2 separate regions of the Homo sapiens genome follow, and region 2 is linked to region 1. A link is an interaction called in ENCODE POLR2A ChIA-PET data of the cell type or tissue named here. Cell type or tissue: GM12878. All regions are shown on one strand. Links, peaks and the distances in the headings refer to the core of each region. The heading gives the core; the rest is flanking DNA.

Evidence for each region. ChIA-PET counts read pairs that join two places held together with the same protein. Peaks named below come from ENCODE experiments on the same cell type or tissue, not always from the same donor. Only the 100,000 strongest peaks of a DNase experiment are listed, where the experiment ranks them.
Region 2: POLR2A ChIA-PET joins it to region 1 with 5 read pairs; 3 of 35 experiments call an interaction of 5 or more read pairs at or near these places.

What each region holds. Positions count from the first base shown.
Region 1 is chr11:14,328,253-14,333,640 of GRCh38, forward strand. The region is part of intron 1 of RRAS2 (RAS related 2); the gene reads right to left. Among named protein-coding and RNA genes, the nearest start is that of RRAS2, 28 kb to the right of the region's middle. In GM12878, for the core only: no CTCF peak of the experiment used is centred there; no DNase peak of the experiment used is centred there; H3K4me3 peaks cover 1,181 bases; H3K27ac peaks cover 2,053 bases.
Region 2 is chr11:14,261,686-14,267,073 of GRCh38, forward strand. SPON1 (spondin 1) reads left to right here. Exons shown (of 16, transcript NM_006108.4): 15 at 1,027-1,290; 16 at 3,839-5,388. The coding sequence ends at 4,002. Among named protein-coding and RNA genes, the nearest start is that of RRAS2, 95 kb to the right of the region's middle. In GM12878, for the core only: no CTCF peak of the experiment used is centred there; no DNase peak of the experiment used is centred there.

The DNA.
Region 1 (5,388 bases), core at 91-5,090:
CTACTCGGGAGGCTGAGGCAGGAGAATCACTTGAACCCAGGAGGTGGAGGTTGCAGTGAGCCAAGATCGCACCATTGTACTCCAGCCTGGGCAAGAAGAGCAAAACTCCAACTCAAAAAAAAAAAAAAAAAAAAAGAGTGAGAAAAAATAATGTAGCAAATTTAGTCAAGCCAGGAAGACACGTGTAAAAACAATATCAAACATGGTAAAATTTATTTGGCAAGAGCTATAGTAAAATTTTAAGATGCCATTAGGCAACAGTAAAAATAATATTTAGGCAACAAAAAAGTATAAATCAATGTAAAAGCTTAGAAACACTAGAAGAAAAACAGCTATAGTATGTAAAGTAGTAAAAAATATATACATGACACAAAGTAATGACTAAAATTAATGCAGATGCAATACACATACACCAATTTTTTTTTTTTTCAACAAGAGTTTCGCTCTTGTTGCCCAGACTGGAGTGCAATGGCGTGACCTCTGCTCACCGCAACCTCCACCTTCTGGGTTCAAGCAATCCTCCTGGCTCAGCCTCCCCAGTAGCTGGGATTAGAGGCATGCGCCACTATGCCCAGCTAACTTTGTATTTTTAGTAGAGACAGGGTTTCTCCATGTTGGTCAGGCTGGTCTCAAACTGCCAACCTCAGGTGATCCACCGGCCTCGGCCTCCCAAAGTGCTGGGATTACAAGTGTGAGCAACTATGCCCGGCACATACACCAAATTTTATATATATGTGTGTGTGTGTGTGTGTGTGTGTGTATATATATATATATATACACACACACATATATATGTATATACACACACATATACATACACACACACACACACACACACACACACACGCATATACATATATATATATATTTTTTTTGAGATGGAGTTTCACTCCTGTTGTCCAGGCTGGAGTCCAATGGCGCGATCTCAGCTCACTGCAACCTCCCTTCGCCTCCCAGGTTCAAGGGATTCTCCTGCCTCAGCCTCCCAAGTAGCTGGGATTATAGGCATGAGCCCCCACACCCAGCTAATTTTGTATTTTTAGTAAAGATGGGGTTTCACCATGTTGGTCAGGCTGGTCTCAAACTCCTGACCTCAAGTGATCCACCCGCCTCAGCTTCCCAAAGTGCTAAGATTACAGGCACAAGCCACCACGTGGGGCCAAAATTATATATTTTAAAGCAGAGATAGATCAAACACAAAATGAATCAAGTTAGGCTTTTAGACCCCTCGCATACACAGATACCTTTTCTTATTCTAAACAAATATTCACATGTGCATAATCTTGTATTTTCTTTCCTAAAGAGGGTCCTCAAAATTATATAAGCTGTAGGTCCCCTCAACACCTGGATCTGATTCCTGCAGTAAACAGCAAAAACATACCTTTTCTAATGTCTAAAACTTGCCAATTTCTGGCCATGATGCCAAAAGTAAAATAGAACAAAAAAGCAGAAATCAACAAAGACTTAAATTTTAAATATATAATAAAAATTCACATGATGAAAGGACACATTTTAAATTAGGAAATTAAAAACAGGGCCAGGCACAGTGGCCCATGCCTGTAATCCCTGCACTTCAGGAGGCCAAGGTGAGACAGTCACCTGAGCCCAGGAATTTGAGGTCAGCCTGAGCAACATAGTGAGACTTCATCTCTATAAATAAAAATAAAAATAAATTAGCCAGGCGTGGTGACACATGCTTGTAGTCCTAGCTCTTCAAGGGGCTGAAGCAGATGGACTGCTTCAGCCCAAGAGTTCGAGCCTATAGTAAGCTATGATTGTGCCACTGCACCCCAGGCTGGGCCACAGACTAAGACCCTATCTCTTAGAAACAATGAAAAAGAAAATTAAAAAATATCCAAATGACTCAATGTAGTATTCACGGTGTAATGTGAATGTGTTCATTAAAAGATGTAAAAACACAGCAATGAATTCTAAGATTTTAGAAAACAAACCCAAAGGAAAACAGAACAAAATAATTTAAGGAAAAATACAAGGATCTATTCATTGGTAGTCCTGATAATTTAAGAACTGCTTCCTGGCCAGGCTCAGCAGCTTACATCTTGTAATCCCAGCACTTTGGGAGGCCCAATCTATATAAAAAATTTAAAAATTAGCCGGGCATGGTGGCACACGCCTGTAGTCCCAGCTACTCAGGAGGCTGAGGTAGGAAGATCCCTTCAACCTGGGAGGTCGAGGCTGCAGTGAGCCATGATTGTGCTACTGCACTCCAGCCTGGAGGACAGAGACCCTGTTTCAATTAAAAAACAAAAAACTGGTTCCTTGGGGTTGGGGGAACACCATACTCAGAAACTTAAATGAGTACCACTGATGAGGGGGACGTCTTTATCATTTCAGATTCCCTGAAAAAGCAGAGGCATTATGATGACATGTAGTTAACATTAAAAAAAATTTTTTTTTCAGATGATATAAATATTCAAACGAAAAAGGCTGTAACAAAAATAAGATACTTTTAACCACAGCTATATGTTGAGAAATTTAATTAAGGCAATGTTTTCACACCAAATTTTTAAGAAGAAAAATGTATTTACACATAAAGCTTACATTTCAAGAGGTAGAAAACTGAATCAACAGGATGAAATAGACAAAATTGTTTATCAACAATAGGAGTAACTATAGTTAATAACAGTGGCAAATTTCATTTGTTTTTTGTTTGTTTGCTTGTTTTAGAGACAGTTCACTGTTGCTCAGGGTGGTGTGCACTGGCGTGATCATAGTTCACTGCAGCCTCAAACTGCTGGGCTCAAGCAATCCTGCTGCCTGAGACTTCTAAAGTGCTGGGATTACAGGCATGAGCCACTGCGCCTGACCCTAAATCCAGATTTTTAAAGAACATAAAATTTAAAGCCCTGGGAGAATATGAAGATGAACATACTACCCAATTCATCTTTCAAGTCAAATATATTCTTGGTCACAAGTTTCTGTGAACCTAGAAACTGGAAACAAGAAACACAACACCCATACAACTTAATAAAATAAACAAGAAACTGGGGTAAAATGATGGTGTATAAAACCCCTCAGTGTACTAAGTAAATATATTCTAATGATCTAACATATCACAGTAATGGCTTAACAAAAACAAAGAGGATCCATTTCTACAGATATCAAAACAGCATCTGGTAAAATTACATTGCAAATAACATTAAAGGAAAACACTAATAGGATACTTATATAACTTATCCAAAAAATTTTAAAACCATTGTACACGATGTAGAAAAAAATAGTTAACAAAACAAGGTTATCTACTGTGTTCATTTTGTTTGAACTATTTTGTTATAAGGTTCTGGCCTGGGCATGGTGGCGCACATCTATAGTCCCAGCTATTCAGGAGACTGGCGGGAGGATCACTTGAGCCCAGAAGTTCAAGTCCAGCGTAGGCAACATAGGGAGATCCCCAACTCTTAAAAAAAAAAAAAAAAAAAAAAAAGTTCTGGCAAGTCTACTACAGAAAGAGGATGTAAGTATTAAAAGGGAAGGAACAAATGAAAAGGCAAGATATGGACTAGAAGAAACTATCTGTAATACACAGCTGACAAAGGATTTGTGTTCCAAATATATTAAGAAACTTTACAACTCAGTAACACAAAGCAATCCAATTTTCAAAAGAGACAAAAGACATACAGACACACAAAAGGAGCTATACCAATGGCCAATAGGCACATAAAAAGATGCTGAATATCATTAGTCGTCAAGGAAAAGCTATTTAAAACCACAATGAGATACCACAGCACAGCCATTAGATTGGCTAAAATACCCAGTATCGGTAAAGACCCAGAGTAACTGGAATTTCCATACCCAGTTGCTGGGAATGTAAAATGGTACAACCATTTTATAAGAAACCACCTGTTTCCCAAAGTTAAACATCCACTTACCATACGACCCAATAATCACAACTTGGTATTTATCCAAGCAATATGAAAATGTAAGTCCAAACAATGACTTGTACATCAATGTCTGGGGCAGCTTTATTCACAGTTAATGAACATTGGAAACAACCCAAATGTTCTATCAATAAGCAGACAAGTAAATTGTGGTATATCATACAATGAAATACTACCAAACAATAAAAAAGAACTAACTACTAGCCAGGCGTGGTGGCGTGTGCCTGTAGTCCCAGCTACTTGGGAGGCTGAGGCAGGAGGCCCACTTGAGCCTGGGGAGGTTGAGGCTGCAGTGAGCCATGATGGCACCACTGCACTCAAGCCTCAGCAACAGAATGAGACCTTGTCTCAAAAATAGTAATAATAATAATAAAATAAAGAACCATAGAAACAAGCAATATCATAGATGAATGTCAAAATCATCATGCCAAGCAAAAACATCCCAGACACAAAAAGAGTACATACTGTATATTTCTATTATATAAAGTCTAGAAACAGGCAAAACTGAACAATGGGAATAAAAAGTCAGAAGGGAGACAAGGGACCTTCTTGGAGAGATAGAAATGTCCTATATGTGCTTGTAATGATGGTTACACAAGGTGTGTAATTTTTCAAAACTCACATGACAGGCTTTTCCAAGTAAAGTAACAGATAATGGGCAAAGACATGAACAAATCATACAAGGAAAAAAAATGCAACAGTAAAAATAAGAATCAGAGTTCCCTGGAAACAATAACAATATAAACCAAAAAAAGTTTAAATATCATTTTATATCAATTAGCAAATTAATTTACAACTTTTTTCTTATAAAATAATTACACCATTGTAAAAACTTTATGAAAGTATAAAGAAAAAGATAACTCAACATTTGGGTCAATTTCTATTTCTTCCCATTGTTTTATCTATTATTTTAAAGATTAAAAAATAACACAAAAAGTATTTTTTCTTCAGGTAAATCATAGTATAAGCAACTTATGTCATCATATATATTTCTTAAATAATTTTTATAAGCTACACCGATCTGCTTTAAGTCCACTAGAAAAAAGAGTTATATTTAACCATTGGTCTATTTAAGACAATTCTAGTATATCACTATTATAAGTCATGTCATGATAAATATCACTGTAGATAGATATTTATGGTTCTTATCCCTGGAGGTGTATTTATCAAGTCAAAGGAAAAGGCGAGGCTATTGATAAATAACACTAAACTATACTCTAGAAAACTACACCAATTATATTCCCTTAAGCTTATAAACTCAAGTTTTAAAAATTCCTTTTCCTTATAAACATATTGCATGTTCAATAAAGAAAATCCAGACACAGAAAAGAAAAAAACAAAAATAATTAAAATCATCCATAATTCCACCATCTAAGGATGCCCACTCTTAGCTTGTGTCCTGTTTTCCTATGCATATATAATTAAATCTATGCTGTACTGTGAATTTCATTTTATAATCTGTTTTCATTTTATAATCTGTTTTCCCCAC
Region 2 (5,388 bases), core at 299-5,298, 66 kb before region 1:
ACTAAGATTGGCCCATGGTTCAGGCCAGCTCACCAGAGTTGGGGCCCCATAGCCTTCTGACTTAGAGTGCCTGGGGTCCACTGAAGTAAGGGAGAAGAAAATGAAAATTTATGGAGCACTTACAGGGCTGGGAGCATCTCATTTAATCCTTACAACCTAATGAAAAAAAAAATACCATGATCCCCATTTTGCAGATAAGAAAGCTGCCTGAGCTTCCACAGGCGGGATAAAAGAACTGAAACTGTTGAACTAAATGAGGACATCTAAGTCCACCACCCTGACTTTGGCCTTGCAAGACCAACAGAGAGCTTGGAATAATTTACCTCCCTGGGACACATCCTGACAGTCAAACTGATGTGTTATTTTCCTTTCACATTTATGAGATGCTGGCTTAGTAAGAATTTACTGGATCTCGATAAACCATAAAGCACCACTTGCTCCTGACCCTCTTCTCTACTGAATGTCCCATTTCTGGCTCCTGTGTTTTTTGCATAGACCACCATATATAGAACACAGGATGATGTTGAGAATGAAAAGCTGCCAGGGTGTGTTAGAACCACAATGTCCTTGGTATTGGTCCACAAGGGTCAGCCGCCTTTAGCTTGTTGACTTGTTCTCTCCAAAGAGCAGCAGGGGGCTTGCTGGCCTTGCTCTGAAAAATATCACCAGTGAGTTTGGGACTGTGGGAAGCTATTCTGTACTTGAGGCTGATCTGACAATATTCTAGTTCACAGAGCAGGGCAAGAGGCTCTGAACACATCCTGAAAGTCCTCCAAAGCCTTCTTGAGTCATAGAGGGAGCATAGAATGGGTGATGACCTGGCACCAATCCTGCCTCTGCTGCTTACCAACCACACGGGCTGAAGTCAGCCTGCCTCTTTGGAGCCTCAGTTTCTTCTTCTGTAAAATAGCATGACACAGCACCTGCTTTGCATCCCTCATAGGCTTGTTGAGATGTTCAAAGGAGAGCGTGACCATATCTTGTTTCAGACATGTGATACACTCATGCCCATCTGTGTCTTGCCAGCCATTGACTGTGAGCTCACCGAGTGGTCCCAGTGGTCGGAATGTAACAAGTCATGTGGGAAAGGCCACGTGATTCGAACCCGGATGATCCAAATGGAGCCTCAGTTTGGAGGTGCACCCTGCCCAGAGACTGTGCAGCGAAAAAAGTGCCGCATCCGAAAATGCCTTCGAAATCCATCCATCCAAAAGCTACGCTGGAGGGAGGCCCGAGAGAGCCGGCGGAGTGAGCAGCTGAAGGAAGAGTCTGAAGGGGAGCAGTTCCCAGGTATGGCTCCCAAGTGTCAGCCTGGGTGGTCTCCAGGACAGGCAGGGTTCTGCACTGGGCTAAGTCTTGGACCTGTTTAAAAAAAAAAAAAAAAAAAAAGTCGGGGAGAGTCTGCATCTTCTGGAGTCTTCAGGCCACATTTTGATTCTTTAGATCCAAGTTTGTTCCCAAATATTGAGCAAGCATAATTTATAAAGGAGATTGGCGGTGGGGGTCATTTATCAAAGAACATTTAGATAACCTAATTACCTGCCAAAAATAAATTTTCAAGCAAAGAATCTTTAGGAATTACAGTTCCTTCTTTACACACATATAAAACCAATAATGTGTCCAACTTTGCTCAAAGTCAGTTATGACTTAGCAACACCATTCACTCCTTGCAAAGAGGGAAAATGATACAGATGTGTCAAAGGAGTCTTGTCTTGTTCATCATTTAGGGAATGTTCCTGAGAACCTCCCAGAACACATCATCTTCCATTTTAAGGGTGTGGCTCAGACAAGGCAGCCGTGGCCTGAGACTTTATGATTTTTTTTTGCAAGGCTAACCAGAAGTTTATCAGCAGTGTCATGTCAGCCTTGAGTTTTATTTCCCCAAATAATATTGATCCAAGCTGACAAATAACTAATAGAACAATGCACCAAGTGCTCAGGGAGCTGAGGAATGAGCATCATCTTACATTGACTGGAGTTCAGGGAGATGTCAGAGCAGGGAAAACTAGAGTGGGTCTTGAAAAATCTAGAGGAGTTTGCCACTTAGAAAAGTACATTCCAGGCCGGGCACGGTGGCTCATGCCTGTAATCCCAGCACCTTGGTAGGCCAAGGCAGGCCAATCACTTGAGGTCAGGAGTTTGAGACCAGCCTGGCCAATATGGTGAAACCCCATCTCTACTAAAAGTACAAAAATTAGCCGGGCATGGTGGCGCACACCTGTAATCCCAGCTACTCAGGAGGCTGAAGCAGGAGAATCACTTGAACTGGGGAGGCAGAGGTTGCAGTGAGCCAAGAGCACACCATTGCACTCCAGTCTGGGCAACAAGAGTGAAACTCCGTCTCAAATTAAAAAAAAAAAAAAAGAAAAGTACATTCCAGGCAGCAAGAATAGTCATTACAAAGGCACAGAGATGCCAAAGACCATGATAGGTCCAAGTGATAGGTCCAAGTGATAAATGGGATGCAGATGAAGCACAGAGGACAAGGCAGGCAGGAAACCAGGCTGGGAAGGCAGGGACCAGACCACACAAGGCCAGTGGCCCACCAAGGATTTTGGGACCTGATTCTGTAGGTGGTTTTAAGCAAGAGGGTGACTGTATCAGACCTGTGTTGACTGATTTGGGGATGGCAAACAGACACAGAGGCCAGATAGGTTTTATTTGTAACCCAAGAGAAAGATTATACATCCCCAAACTCCAGCTTAACTTCAGAGTTCCAGGACTTCAGAAGAAAAAGAAAATGCCTGCCAGGGACTTCAGTGCTGAAGGTGCCCATGTAAAAAAGTGAAGATTAACATGTACATCAAGTTTTCTGATTTTTAAAGGCCTATTCTTTTTGAAGCATGAGGATCTCCTTGATGGTTCAGGATCCTTATGATTAGGGAGCTGTTTGCATATCAAAGTGCTGTCTGTTCTACATGGTAGTCAGCCAGTCAACAAACATTCATTAAAGCCTACTATGTGGCAGGTACATAGTTGTACGGTACATTCCTCCATGACTCTTAGCTGTAGTGTGGTTAACAAATATCTCATGTGTAACCATAAATGTGGTGGGTTCTATAAAAGAGGAATCTAGAGTGCTATGGAAGCAGTAATCAAAAGATCTAACCTAATTAATCTCTGGGGTCAGGGAAGTTTTCTTGGAGAGCAGCATGTTTATGCTGAGTAGGAAGAACAAAAATTGTACTTCTCTATACTTAGCATTTGGGAGCCAAGTACTTGGGGAGTAAGGCATAAGAGAAAGTGGTTTAGTGTTCCTTATATGGCTGCTGCATAAGCCATCCCAAAACAGTCTTTTTAAACAATCACTTAGCAAGATTCTGTGGATCAGTGATGTGAACTGGGTCCACTGGATGGTTCTTCTTGGGTCTAGTTTGGACTCATTCATGTGGCTACTACTAGCTGGTGGCACAATTGGACCAGACCAGCCTCACCTGCGTATCTGGGGCCTCATGAGATGGCTGGGGCTTCTCTGCACATGGTCTCTCCAGTGGTCTAGCCAGGCTTGCTTACATGGTAGTAGAAGGGTCCTAGCAGCTTTTAGGCCTGTTTTTGCTCATGTCCCATTGGCCATGGCAAATCATGTAGTCAAGCCCAGATTCAAGAGGTGGAGAAACAGAGTCTGCCTTTTGATGAGAAGAACCGTGAAGCATTTGTGGCCATTTTTTTGCAGTCAGTCACATACGACCTAACTGTCCCTAATAACGACTCTAACCAATCATTACATACTTGAGCAGAGGAGGAGCCCAGACAAGCACATTTCACAGTTCTACTAGAGTTCAGCATCCCTGTTCCGTCCCGTTTCTGCGGGCCTAACAAGGCATTCTCATGCTTTCAGGTTGTAGGATGCGCCCATGGACGGCCTGGTCAGAATGCACCAAACTGTGCGGAGGTGGAATTCAGGAACGTTACATGACTGTAAAGAAGAGATTCAAAAGCTCCCAGTTTACCAGCTGCAAAGACAAGAAGGAGATCAGAGCATGCAATGTTCATCCTTGTTAGCAAGGGTACGAGTTCCCCAGGGCTGCACTCTAGATTCCAGAGTCACCAATGGCTGGATTATTTGCTTGTTTAAGACAATTTAAATTGTGTACGCTAGTTTTCATTTTTGCAGTGTGGTTCGCCCAGTAGTCTTGTGGATGCCAGAGACATCCTTTCTGAATACTTCTTGATGGGTACAGGCTGAGTGGGGCGCCCTCACCTCCAGCCAGCCTCTTCCTGCAGAGGAGTAGTGTCAGCCACCTTGTACTAAGCTGAAACATGTCCCTCTGGAGCTTCCACCTGGCCAGGGAGGACGGAGACTTTGACCTACTCCACATGGAGAGGCAACCATGTCTGGAAGTGACTATGCCTGAGTCCCAGGGTGCGGCAGGTAGGAAACATTCACAGATGAAGACAGCAGATTCCCCACATTCTCATCTTTGGCCTGTTCAATGAAACCATTGTTTGCCCATCTCTTCTTAGTGGAACTTTAGGTCTCTTTTCAAGTCTCCTCAGTCATCAATAGTTCCTGGGGAAAAACAGAGCTGGTAGACTTGAAGAGGAGCATTGATGTTGGGTGGCTTTTGTTCTTTCACTGAGAAATTCGGAATACATTTGTCTCACCCCTGATATTGGTTCCTGATGCCCCCCCAACAAAAATAAATAAATAAATTATGGCTGCTTTATTTAAATATAAGGTAGCTAGTTTTTACACCTGAGATAAATAATAAGCTTAGAGTGTATTTTTCCCTTGCTTTTGGGGGTTCAGAGGAGTATGTACAATTCTTCTGGGAAGCCAGCCTTCTGAACTTTTTGGTACTAAATCCTTATTGGAACCAAGACAAAGGAAGCAAAATTGGTCTCTTTAGAGACCAATTTGCCTAAATTTTAAAATCTTCCTACACACATCTAGACGTTCAAGTTTGCAAATCAGTTTTTAGCAAGAAAACATTTTTGCTATACAAACATTTTGCTAAGTCTGCCCAAAGCCCCCCCAATGCATTCCTTCAACAAAATACAATCTCTGTACTTTAAAGTTATTTTAGTCATGAAATTTTATATGCAGAGAGAAAAAGTTACCGAGACAGAAAACAAATCTAAGGGAAAGGAATATTATGGGATTAAGCTGAGCAAGCAATTCTGGTGGAAAGTCAAACCTGTCAGTGCTCCACACCAGGGCTGTGGTCCTCCCAGACATGCATAGGAATGGCCACAGGTTTACACTGCCTTCCCAGCAATTATAAGCACACCAGATTCAGGGAGACTGACCACCAAGGGATAGTGTAAAAGGACATTTTCTCAGTTGGGTCCATCAGCAGTTTTTCTTCCTGCATTTATTGTTGAAAACTATTGTTTCATTTCTTCTTTTATAGGCCTTATTACTGCTTAATCCAAATGTGTACCATT